2 separate regions of the Homo sapiens genome follow, and region 2 is linked to region 1. A link is a contact called in ENCODE Hi-C or POLR2A ChIA-PET data. All regions are on one chromosome and are shown on one strand. Each heading gives the region's core, a stretch centred on a gene start or an enhancer-like site at or near the end of the contact. The rest is flanking DNA. Distances are from core to core; before and after follow the strand shown.

The links. Hi-C counts contacts between places; a loop is a spot of excess contacts on that map. ChIA-PET counts read pairs that join two places held with the same protein, here RNA polymerase II (POLR2A). Pooled maps may share reads with other maps.
Region 2: a pooled map shows a loop between it and region 1 (2.0-fold over the local background). The contact joins two enhancer-like sites. A Hi-C loop is called at or near these places in 1 of 168 maps with a recorded cell type or tissue (naive thymus-derived CD4-positive, alpha-beta T cell) and 5 of 50 pooled maps. POLR2A ChIA-PET finds 5 or more read pairs at or near these places in 3 of 52 experiments (H1, PC-9 and T-cell).

What each region holds. Positions count from the first base shown.
Region 1 is chr3:112,905,702-112,911,516 of GRCh38, reverse strand. No RefSeq gene overlaps it. Among named protein-coding and RNA genes, the nearest start is that of CD200R1L, 62 kb to the right of the region's middle. Within about 2 kb of position 3,141, at least 2 of the 41 ENCODE cell types and tissues checked have a DNase peak (open chromatin) inside an H3K27ac peak, as active enhancers do.
Region 2 is chr3:112,741,722-112,747,536 of GRCh38, reverse strand. It overlaps LINC02042 (long intergenic non-protein coding RNA 2042), which reads left to right. Exons shown (of 5, transcript NR_110017.1): 2 at 5,622-5,815. Among named protein-coding and RNA genes, the nearest start is that of LINC02042, 4.7 kb to the left of the region's middle. RefSeq lists an enhancer at 1,936-2,790. Within about 2 kb of position 3,245, at least 2 of the 41 ENCODE cell types and tissues checked have a DNase peak (open chromatin) inside an H3K27ac peak, as active enhancers do.

The sequences.
Region 1 (5,815 bases), core at 1,892-4,391:
TACCCTTCATACTGTTAATTTGGTATATTACATTGGTTTTTGTATGTTGAACCATCCTTGCACCACAGGGTTAAATCCCAAATGGTTATGGTATATGATTCTTTTAATGTGCTGTTGAATCCAGTTTGTTAGTATTTTATTGAAGATTTTTGCATCTATCTTTATCAAGGATATTGGCTTATAGTTTTGTTTTCTTGTGGTGTCTTGTTCTGGTTTTGATATCAAGGTAATGCTTGCCTCATAAAATGAGTTTGAAAGTGTTCCTTCTTATTGAGTATTTTGAAAGAATTTGAGAGCAATTGGTACAAATTATTTATTAGATGTTAGGTAAATCTTTCCAGTGAAGGCATCAGGTCCTGGGCCTTTCTTTGTTGGGAGTTTTCTGATTCTGGTTTCAATCTTATTGTTAGTTATAAGTCTTTCTATTTCTTCATGATTGAGTCTTGGGAGGTGATATGTTTCTAAGAATGTATCCATTTCTTATAAGTTATCTAACTTGTTGGCATAAAATTGTTTGCAGTAGTCTCCTGTAACCTTTTTATTTCTGTGGCAACAGTTGGAATGTTTCCCCTTTAATTTCTGATTTTATTTATTTATTTGTCTTTTCTCCTTTTTTTCTTAGTCTAGCTAAAGGTTTGTCAATTTTGTCTTTCAAAAAGCCAACCTGAGTTTCATTGATGTTTTTCTATTGTTATTTTATTCTCTATCTTGTTTCCTTCTGCTGTAATCTGTATTATTTCCTTCTTCTGATAACTGTGGGTTTAATTTGTTTTTATTATTCTAGTTCCTTGTGGTATAGAGTTAGGTTTTTTATTTGTGGTTTTTCTTCTTTTTAATGTAGGCATTCATTGCTATAAACTTCCCTTTTACCACTATTTTTGCTGTATCTCAGGAGTTTTGGTATGCTGTACTTTCATTGTTGTTTGTGTCAGGTGTTTTTTATATCCCCTTTTGATTTTTTTTTGACCCACTTGTTTGAAAATGCATTATTTAATTTCCACATATTTATGAATTTTCATCAACATACAAAAATCAGTTGCATTTCTATATACTAATAAACTATCTGTAAAGGAAATGAGGAAAACAATCCTATTTACATTAGCATCAAAAAATACTTGTGAATAAGCTTAACTAAGCAAGTGAAATACTTGTTCACTGAAAATTACAAAACATTGATGAAAGAAATTAATGAAGACACAAACAAATGGAAAGACATTCTGTGTTCATGGATTGGAAGGCTTAATATTGTTACAATGTTTATACTACCTGTTATGGTTTTCATGTTTGTGTTCCCTCCAAAATTCTTGTTGAAACTTAATGCTCAATGCAACAGCATTAAGAGGGGGGCCCCTCAGAAGTGATTAAGCTATAAAGGCTTCACCCTCATGAATGAACTACTGACTTAATAAAGAGGCAGACAGGGACCCCCTTTGTCCCTTCTGTCATGTGAAGACACAACATACTTACTCTGCAGAGGATTTAGCAAGAAGGCATCGTCTTTGAAGCAAATAGTAGCACTCATAAGACACTGAGTCTACTGGTGCCTTGATCTTGAAGTTCTCAGCCTTCAGAGCTGTGAGAAATAAATTTCTTTTGTTTGCAAATTACTCAGTCTGTGGTATTTTGTCATAGCAGCAAAATAGGCTAAGACACTACAAAGATCTACAGATTCAATTCAATTCTTATCAAAATTCCATGACATTTTTACAGAAATAGAAAATCAATTATAAAATTCATATGAAACCATAAAAGACCTTAAACAGCCAAGAATAAACTTGGAGGCATTACACTTCCTTATATCAAAATATACTACCAGGCTACAGTAATTAAAACAGTATGCTACTGGCATAAAGACATCTATAGACCAGCATAACAGAATAGAGATCCCAGAAATAAATTCATGCATATATAGTCAACTGATCTTCAACTAGGATTCCAAAAATACACAATGGGGACAGAACAGTCTCTTTGACAATTGATATTGGGGAAACTGAATAACCCTAGGCAAAAGAATAAAATTGGGCCCTATCTTATGGCCTACACAAAAATCAACTCAAAATAGAGGGTGGGCAAGAAATAGAGGATAGAATTTCTTTGTTATTTCACTAAAAATCCCAAATTCACCTTCAAATGTGTTGAGGAATTATCTATCTGGAGACAAGAATCTGATCCTGGTGATAACTCTGTAGTATAGAAAGTTAACAAATGTGCACAATTATATCCATCTTTTTCATACAAAGTTATCACTAACCATTCTTTTTGTCTAGCCAAACTGAAACCAGTATGAACCACTGGAAGTGGGTGGGGAGAACGCACAGGAAAATCCAAGGGCAGGATTATTGTGTGGTCAGGAAGATGTAAGGAGAATTTATGGGCAGAAACTTCAGCCTACTGGTCAGCACTCTTTATCTTTACCTTTGCAACCCATGTAGCAACCCTGAGTTTGCAGAAGGAAAGAGCATATCCTAAATTGCTTTAGCCAAAAAAAACAAACTGAACAGAGATGAAAAGAGATATTAAGTAAATATTATGAAGTAGAAGAGGCTAATACAATAATTTAGGTGAAGAATTATTTGTATTATGATCTTTTTGAGCATGTTACTTTTAAATACTTTCTGCCTCAGTGATTTCTATGTTAAAGTGCATATCCCTGGAAGGAGAGATTGTGTGTAACTCCTCTCATAAGCCACACAACAAAATACCAAAAAATATACATAGACACACATACAAAATGCAGTAGAAGATAAGGAAAATTACTTATGAAAAGGTCTTTCTTTCTATGCTGGTTATTCTTCTACCGTATCATTAATTGACTTAGGATAAGTTTCTTAACCTTTTCGAATCTCTACTTCCTTATCTATAAAAATAAATATAACTATACATGCCTCATAAGAATCATTCTGACAGTATCTGGGACATAGCTCAATCAATTACAATTGGATCTGAATCCTGGGTCAAATATACATGCTTCTCTTGAAATAAGTAAATGTATAAAAGCACAAACCAGAAAATTCAGTCATTATCACCTCAACTGTGCAAACAGGAAATGCTTCTATTTAAGTTGCTCATGAGCCAAAAATACAACCATCTAAGAGAGCAGGGGATTTCTCACCAGTGCTAATGGAGCAGAGCAAGAGAAGTAAAATACCATAACTAGGCCTATTATACAGTGGAAGAAAACATAGAGGCAAAGATAAGAAAAAAAAAATAGAAATAACTCCCTTTGGAAGATGGCTTCAGCTTTTGGGATACTGTTCACATTTTTTTTCATAGCTGGTGAGTCTGTTGGCCAAGTTGCGGGGATGCTGAGGGGTATTGGGCGAAGTAGAGAGGAAACCATAATTAGAAAAATACATTAGAATATTTTTCCACTAGAGCTTTTCCACTAGTCCTTTAAAATGCTCAGTTTAAAATAGCTCAAAGAGTGAAAATGCTACTTTATTTTAATCACTATGTTTTAAAAAAGAAAGATAATGTCTTAATTACTTATATTTCTGCCAAAATTATCTTTGAAAAAACATTTCTTAATAAAAAAATAAAAAAATGCCACAGGATTTTAAATAAAAATGGAGATTTCTAGTTTGACATGGTGAATTGAATAGATGTATCGTGTCTATTCTCTCCTGAATGGCTATTAATATGACAATAATAATATTTAAAACATATAGGCCTAAAGGAATCAAAATGTCAGGAGAGAAGACACAGGGGGTTAGGAAACATTAACGTATTTTGGAGGATGGAAAGCTTGATCACCCAGGAGAATAGAGGAAGCTGAACGTGTTTCTTCAGGAGGAAACAGAACCAAGCTGCAAAGGCTCAAGAATTGGGTTTTGCAGAAAGTGAGTGCAAAGCCCAGGTCTGGAATTAAGAGAATTGTTTGAAATTCTGTGTAAGAGGTGGTTAGACCCTGAAAAGTCTCAACATTCCCTTCCAAATTCTCAGATTTTAGATTTATTCCCTATAGAACATGAATCACAAAGAATTTAGTCTTACAGACAATGGGAACAGAAAGATTCAAGAGGAGATATGGGGCTGAAAATAGGTGGATTAAGTGGAATCTATATATTTACCAGAGAAATACACCCCCAATCCCTGCCAGCCCTCATTCCCTGTCCAGGTCCCCAAATACCCCAGATAGGCACACATACCTCTTGGGACAAGATTTTGAGCAACTTTCAAGGCAGAAACTGAATGACCCTTGCGAATATGCTACAGATTCAAAGAAAATTTCAGGCATGTAAACTCTCAAATAAGGAGAAAACCAGTAAAGAAGCTAGGATTCTGGAAACATGGGCTTCAATAGAGAAGACAGCTGAGGAGATTTCCCAGGTAAATATCAAAAGAAAGTGCCAGAATAAGAAATCATAAAATGGAAATAGGAAGCAACCAGTCAGGATTGGAGCAGGAGAGTAAAGATTTCTGGAAATAAATTTAAAGTGGAACTCAGACCAACTTAGTTGGTCACAGATGACTTTTTATTATTCCCCTGAATATCATTTTCTTCCACTATGCCTCTTCATAATCAGCTTGTTATATCAGTTCAAATGCAACATTGCTATGCCTCTGTTAGTATCATCTCTTCATAAATCCTTCAATTTCTCCAAAATTACATTTCTCAGGAAATTCACTTTAGTTGTCATAAATTCTGTACATAGTTCCATTTGTGGAGAACGCAGTGACTGTAGCAAAGCTGTCAGAGTAAAAACAAGACCATGATTAGCTTACTAATTCTTGTACCTGTAACTCCCAGAATTTTATAGTGAATTTCTTTTAAAATCCTCCACTTGAATACCTGCCTTCATCTCTGAACTTGTCTGCATCTAGTACAGGAAGCAAAGAAAGGAGAAAGGATAGATAACATTGTGTTAATTAAGATGTATCATATTGGGCTGGGTACATTGGCTCACATCTGTAATCTCAACATTTTGGAAGGCCAGGACCAATGGATTGCTTGAGGCCAGGTGTTTGAGACCAGCCTGGGCAACATAACAAGACCCCATCTTTATAAAAAATAAAAATAAAAGAATTAAAATAAAAAAATAAAAATAAAAGAATTAGCTGAGCATAATGGCTACCATACCTGTAGCCTAGTTACTTGGGAGGCTGAGGTGAGAGGATTGCTTGAAACCAGGAGTTGAAGGTTACATGAGCTATGATTGTGCCACTCCACTAAAGCCTAGATGACATAGTGAGACCTTGTTCCTTAAAAAAGGTACCATGTTGATACAAAAATAAGGTAATGATAAATAGTTGATGTATAATAGAAATAATTAATATTTAAAAAATTAAACACAGAAACAAGTAACCAAAAGAATTTCCCACACACCAACAGCTAGTATAGTGGTACTTTGGCAATATTTCTATTATTTTAGAGAGATAGATTGTCTCTATATACTATTTACATAGACAAAATTTCAGGTTTTAGATACCAAACAATTGTTGCTATTTTGTTTTTTCACTGAATCAACTCTTGGTGATATATAAACATCATTAAATTTGCTCCACTTTTCATACTTTTTTAGTTTAGTTTCATGCATAGTGGGCTTAAATTAGCTGTGTATATATGCTCATTCCTATAAAGCAATTGATACTGAAAAATTAAAATTTTACTCAATCATTGATTGACTTATAACTGTTCTTTTATTATGTACCTTATGGCAAAGCTGTCCTTGAACAAAGTGGCTGCTCAATATATATTTAATTGATTTTTAAAAATTTGTTTAGGGATGTTAGTACATAGAAAATGGTAAACTACAGGGAAAATTATACAAGCTAGTTGTACATATATCATGTAAGAATAATTTTTCGAAGAATG
Region 2 (5,815 bases), core at 1,996-4,495, 160 kb after region 1:
AAAATACGTTAAATATCTGTTAAATATCCCTTCTATCTGTTAAGGGGAAGATTATCCTTCAGTAAGAGGTGATCCTTGGTCACCCCCAATGTTAGCATTATCTGCACATTATAGAGCTGTGCTGTTTAATACAGCAGCTGCTAGTCATGTGAAGATTTTACATTTAAATTTATTAAAATAAAATAATTCAGTTTCTCAGTTGCACCAGCCACATTTCAAGGGCTTAGTAGTTGCATGTGGCTAGTGATTACTCCACTGGGCGGCACAGAGTATTTCAATTTTTTCAGAAAGTTCTATTAGACAGCACTGCTATAGAAGCTCAACTGAGTAAATATATCTGTTGACTAAAGAAAAAAAAATCAAGCTTTTAGAGAATTAAAGTTAATTTTATTCAGAAGTCTTACTGAGGACTATAGACTACCGTCTATAGCCCCAGGGCAGTTCTGTCAGACTGTTTCAGCACAATATTTTAGCCTACAGCTTATGTACATGTGGTAGGGGTTCTGTACTTGTGAAATCACATAAAACTTGCTCTGAAGTTATATTAAAGCAGAATCACCTCGAAGTTTGGGTGTAAAAAGACATCTGGTTGTAGATTACAGAAGCATAATCACTAACTCTGTCAGACATTATCTTATGTCCAGGAAAAGGCAAGGATGAGGGTCATTTATCTTTTACGAAATGTAGTGACTCAGGCAAAAGACGTGAGGTGGGAGGGAGGTGTGTGCTCTCCGTGTTTTGTCTTCAAAACATCTTTCAAAAGAGCTGCATATCATCATAGAGTCAGAGGCTCTGTGAAATTATAATAGCAAATGGAAATGGGCAAACATGGCTTCTTTGCTACTTTGTCTCATATAGTATATAGAAAGCCATTTCAAATTCCAAGTTGACTATGACTATTATTTTTATGACAGTTCATGATTTTTAACTAACTATAAGTTTTGTGGGGGGTTTTTTGTCAAATAGTTCATGTTTTTAGTTTCTTTTTTCTTTTTTTGAGACAGAGTCTTATTCTGTCACCCCTGCTGATGTGCAGTGGCGCTGCCTCAGCTCACTGCAACTTCTGCCTCCCAGGTTCAAGCGATTCTCGTGCCTCAGTCTCCCAAGTAGCTGGGACTACAGGCGCCCGCCACCACGCCTGGCTAATTTTTGTATTTTTAGTAGAGACGGGGTATTACTATGTTGGCCACGCTGGTCTCAACTCCTGACCTCAAGTGATCCACCCACCTCAGCCTCCCAAAGTGCTGGGATTACAGGCATAAGCCTTGGTGCCCGGCCTCATGTCTTTCAATCTGAAAAAAAAAAAAACCCAAAAAAACAAAAAACAAAAAAAAGCCTCTTGGATGCACCACTAGAGAGTAATAATCCAAAAATCAGGCAGTCCTTGGTCTAGTTCATATGTCACCACCACCAGCTGTATGTCTCCCTTAACCTCTGAGTGTAGATTCTTTCCTATAAAATGGAGACAGTGATGTTGCCTGCCCTGCTGTTTCATCATCAATAAGCAGGGATTGTGTCTTATGTCTTATTTATCTTTGTAACCATGAAGCTTAAAACAGTGAGTGGTACACAGCTGGTGCTCAATAAATGTTAATTAAGCTAAACAATGAAATAATTTACATGGCTCCCCTTCATTCCATCAACGTGTTCTTTGATATATAACTAGGTCGAGGGACTTTATCTGCTAAAATTTGAGGGAAGGTGCTGATGGCAACATAAAACTTAGGCAGAAGAAAACATGTCTAAAAAGGATGTTTAGAAAGTTTTAAGGAAATTACAACAAAGATCTAGTAAATTCTTGAAAGCTTTCTGAGTCAGAGTGATGCGATTTAACTGTTACCCTTGGTTGCACCTGGCTTCAAAGCAAGAGTGACTGGGCCTAGTTGTATACAGGTTATAGTTATATGAGAGATTAAAAACAGAGCGTGTAAATTAGTTTCTTAGGACCATTTAAATGATAAAGCATCTTTTTCTCTTTTACCTTCTGTTCCCCACAAGCCTCACTACCTCCAAGTCTATATGATAGCCATAGTTTTGAGAGGGTTTAGAGAGAACACAATAACTTCTTGCCCAGTAGATACCAGCATTTTTTCACAGGTATTATGTATAGGAAGCCACAGTTTTAAAATGAACACTCACAAGGCAAAGCATTGGAGACCACTGACCAATAGGCATGTTTAAAAGTCAGATTTTTTCAAGCAGCTTCTAAATTACCAGGGAAACAAGCCAACCAGCCAGATGTGTGTGCAGTAGAATTCCAGCTGAGAGAAGCACAGAAGTCAGGCTGTACTGGCAGTTTGGAGGAAGGGTTGGGTTACTCTGGGAAGACATTCTGGAAAGAAGGACCAAATGTTCAAAACAGATTAGCACCCTGACAGATTGGGAACGGGTTGAAGGATCTTTTGGGCCAAAAGACTATGAGGTTTACATTGTTCTTTGCTTTTCTTTGTAAAGTCAGAGCCCAGATGTGCTGAGCTCCAGGGGTGAGCTGACCAAGCACATTGCCAGGTCTCAACTCTCTATTTACTTCACAATGAGATGAAAGTCAGCTCTCTGCAGCTCCTTAGCACAGAAGAGCTTGGTTCAGTGTTTTGCCATTCATTATATGCCACCTTTGCTTAGGTGGTTTCACATACATTCGTCTTCATTAGGTGATGCTTTGTGGGCCTACACTCATTTGCATGTTTTACAAGACTTCTATCATGTCATTGAAGTGGTAAAATGGCCCTGGCTGTCTCTTTTCCAATCTGGCTTCTATATCTTATCATCTTCTTTATTTAATGAAATGGGAGTGATGTACAGATGAGGAGGTCTGGGGAGGTATTCATTTTTCTGTCTGGTATTACTTTTATCTGTTATTGATCATATTCTCAAAATACACTTTAAGGATGGTGGAAAATATACTCTCCAAATGTTGATTTGATGCAGACCTAATTCTGCAAATTCAATAAATAACAAATTAATATTCCAAATGCTTTTCCTGACACTTTTGTTTTTTTAGGATAGTGATTCCAGATCTGAGTTCCTTTAGGATGTCAGAAGCTCTTTTGCAGACATCAGGCAGCATTTCAAGTCTTCTCATTTCTATGCTAAAACATTATTATGTCCTTTGGCTCCTTAGGATGCATGGGAGTCTGGATCCTTTTGGCCTAATGCTGGTCATGGTCATATAAGTGATTGGTCAGTCTCAAATCTTGGGCATTGTCCCATCCTCTCATCCACCCTTTTCCAAAACACACACAAACACAGCTCATCCTGGGAGACTGTGTGGTCCAGGGAAAGAATACTGGACAGACAGGGAGTACAGAGGCCTGGGTTCTAGTTGCCAGCAACTAGCATAGGCAATTCTCTCCACCCCTCTGTTTTCTTCAACTGCAAAGTGATAAAGCTGGAACAGGTCATCGATAAGGCTCTGCCAGCTATTACATGGCTTAAATCCATGAAGCCTGGAGAATACTAAGGCAAAAACAATAGGGAGGGCAGAACTCATAAAAAGACTGCATCTTCTCATTGCAAATGTAAGAAAATTTGAAGCAGCAGACTTAGACTTCTCAGTTGGTACTTTTCATCTGGTTCAGAAAGAAATCAGAAAGTAAAAGATATAAGAAACACTTGCTTAAAACTGCTTCTTTTAATGTATTTCTTTTTTTAAAAAATTGCCCTAAGTGTTTCTCCAGAAATAAGAGATTTTTTTCTTTCCCACATCTCTGATTCCAGGAAGTTTCTAAGTTCTCTGTGTTGCAGAACATTTGGTAAAGTATTTGACTTATTGTATGGGATGATGACTATGAGAGAGCTATTTTTGGATACTTTTATCTGAAAATCTTTATGCACTTTTTTTTTTTTTTTTTTTTTTGGAGAAGGAGTCTTGCTGTGTCGCCCAGGCTGGAGTGCAGTGGCACAATCTCAGCTCACTGCAGGCTTCGCCTCCTGGGTTCACGCCATTCTCCTGCCTCAGCCTCCCAAGTAGCTGGGATTACAGGCACCCACTACCATGCCTGGCTAATTTTTTTGTATTTTTAGTAGAGATGAGGTTTCACCGTGTTAGCCAGGATGGTCTCCATCTCCTGACCTTGTGATCTGCCCACCTTGGCCTCCCAAAGTGCTGGGATTACAGGTGTGAGCCACCGTGCCCGGCCTATGCACTCTTAAATACAGTTTTTAAATGTGTGTGTGCATCCATGTCTTAGAATTCATAGTGTATATCAAGAGGAAAATGGATTAATTTCTCAAAAAAGTAAAATTTCATAAATATGTCTACTGTGCAAATTAGCAGCATATTCCTTAGTGTCTTCCCTAAGTTTCCTCACTGAGTTTCTGTGTCATATTGCTTCTCCTCCTGGTGTACTCTTTTCCCACTCCTTTGCCCCAACCACATACACACTAGGTTTTAGAGCAGCAGCTTCTAGCCCATTTTCACAGTCTCTGGTCCTGGCAGAACACCTGTTGAATCTTTGGTCTTTATATCACAACCTTTCGTTCATTCATCTAATCCAAAGAATATTTTATATGCCAGACATTTTGCTAGATAGCGAAGATGTGTCATAAATAAAAGAGAAGAGCCCTGTTCAACCTCTCCACCCAATTGTGGGAGAAATTGACATTAAATAAATAATAGCTGATTATTTTGTTAAAATTATAATAGTGTTACATAGGAGAAGTCACTGTGTCTCAGGAGTGTAGAACGGGGAAACTAATTAGTCAGTGATTGTGTGAGAGGAGTGTTAGGGAAGACCCCTCAGAGGAAATGATATTTTCTTAGACTTTAAAAGAGGATGAAGAGTTGTCTAGTTGAAGATAAAGTGGGGTGATGCCTAATATATTGCTCAATAAATATTTTTTTAATGGATTTGTAAACAAAACTTCCAGAAAGAATTATGGGTATTGATTATATGCTAATCATAGTAGTCAGCATGTATAAGAAGGTAAAAACTACATATATTTTAGGACCAGGCAGCTCTTATTCATTCTGGCAGTGACATGGAAGTGAGAAAGGCCAGCTGACCTAAAGAGATCAAACTTTTGACCTTGCCCTCTTTAATCCAGGACCCTAAACCACTGTGGTAACTAGACAATTGTGATATATGAATACTTTGAAAACCTTAAAAATGAAGAACATTGAGTCTTTCATGAAAATACTCCTGATCACAGTGTTTGCATTACAAACTGAAATCCAGTGGAATAAACCCTGGTGGGCCTATGTGGTAAAACTATCATATTTTTCCTAATGACTGTGCAAACTCATTATAAAATCATAATTTTGAGGTTTCATACCCATCATGAGTCAAGATAGGTTAGTTTTGGCAAAATACATCTTCTTGGCTTTAGAGACTGTGATCCATCTTTGTGGCATCAAAGAAGGGCAGCATAAGTGTTGACTGGAATCCCAAACTTTTCACCTCCCTTTGATGCCAAGCCAAGCCTAAGCTTTCATCAAAAGTACATAAATTCTTTTATATGGTGTAATTAGGAGTTTGTAGCATAATTTGCAACAGAGGTTGCTTTACTTGCATGCTTTTTCCCTTCCTGGATCTTTTTCCCTGACCTGAGAGAATGAAAATAAATCTCACATCATCTTCACCAATTTTCTCTTCATCCCACCTGGATGTGCTTCCTCTTAGGTTACCAACTGCCCAACAGATACGTCAACTGCAAGATGTTCTATCAAGCAATTCACTACTTCCTCCCTTCTCAATCTTCAGGCTCTGCATATGGAAATGAACATTTCATTATGACCCTATGACCTACAAAGCTCCCTCTCTGTCACTCCTTATCATCTTTCCTAGGGAGGCAATCAAAATGAAATGATTTTAAG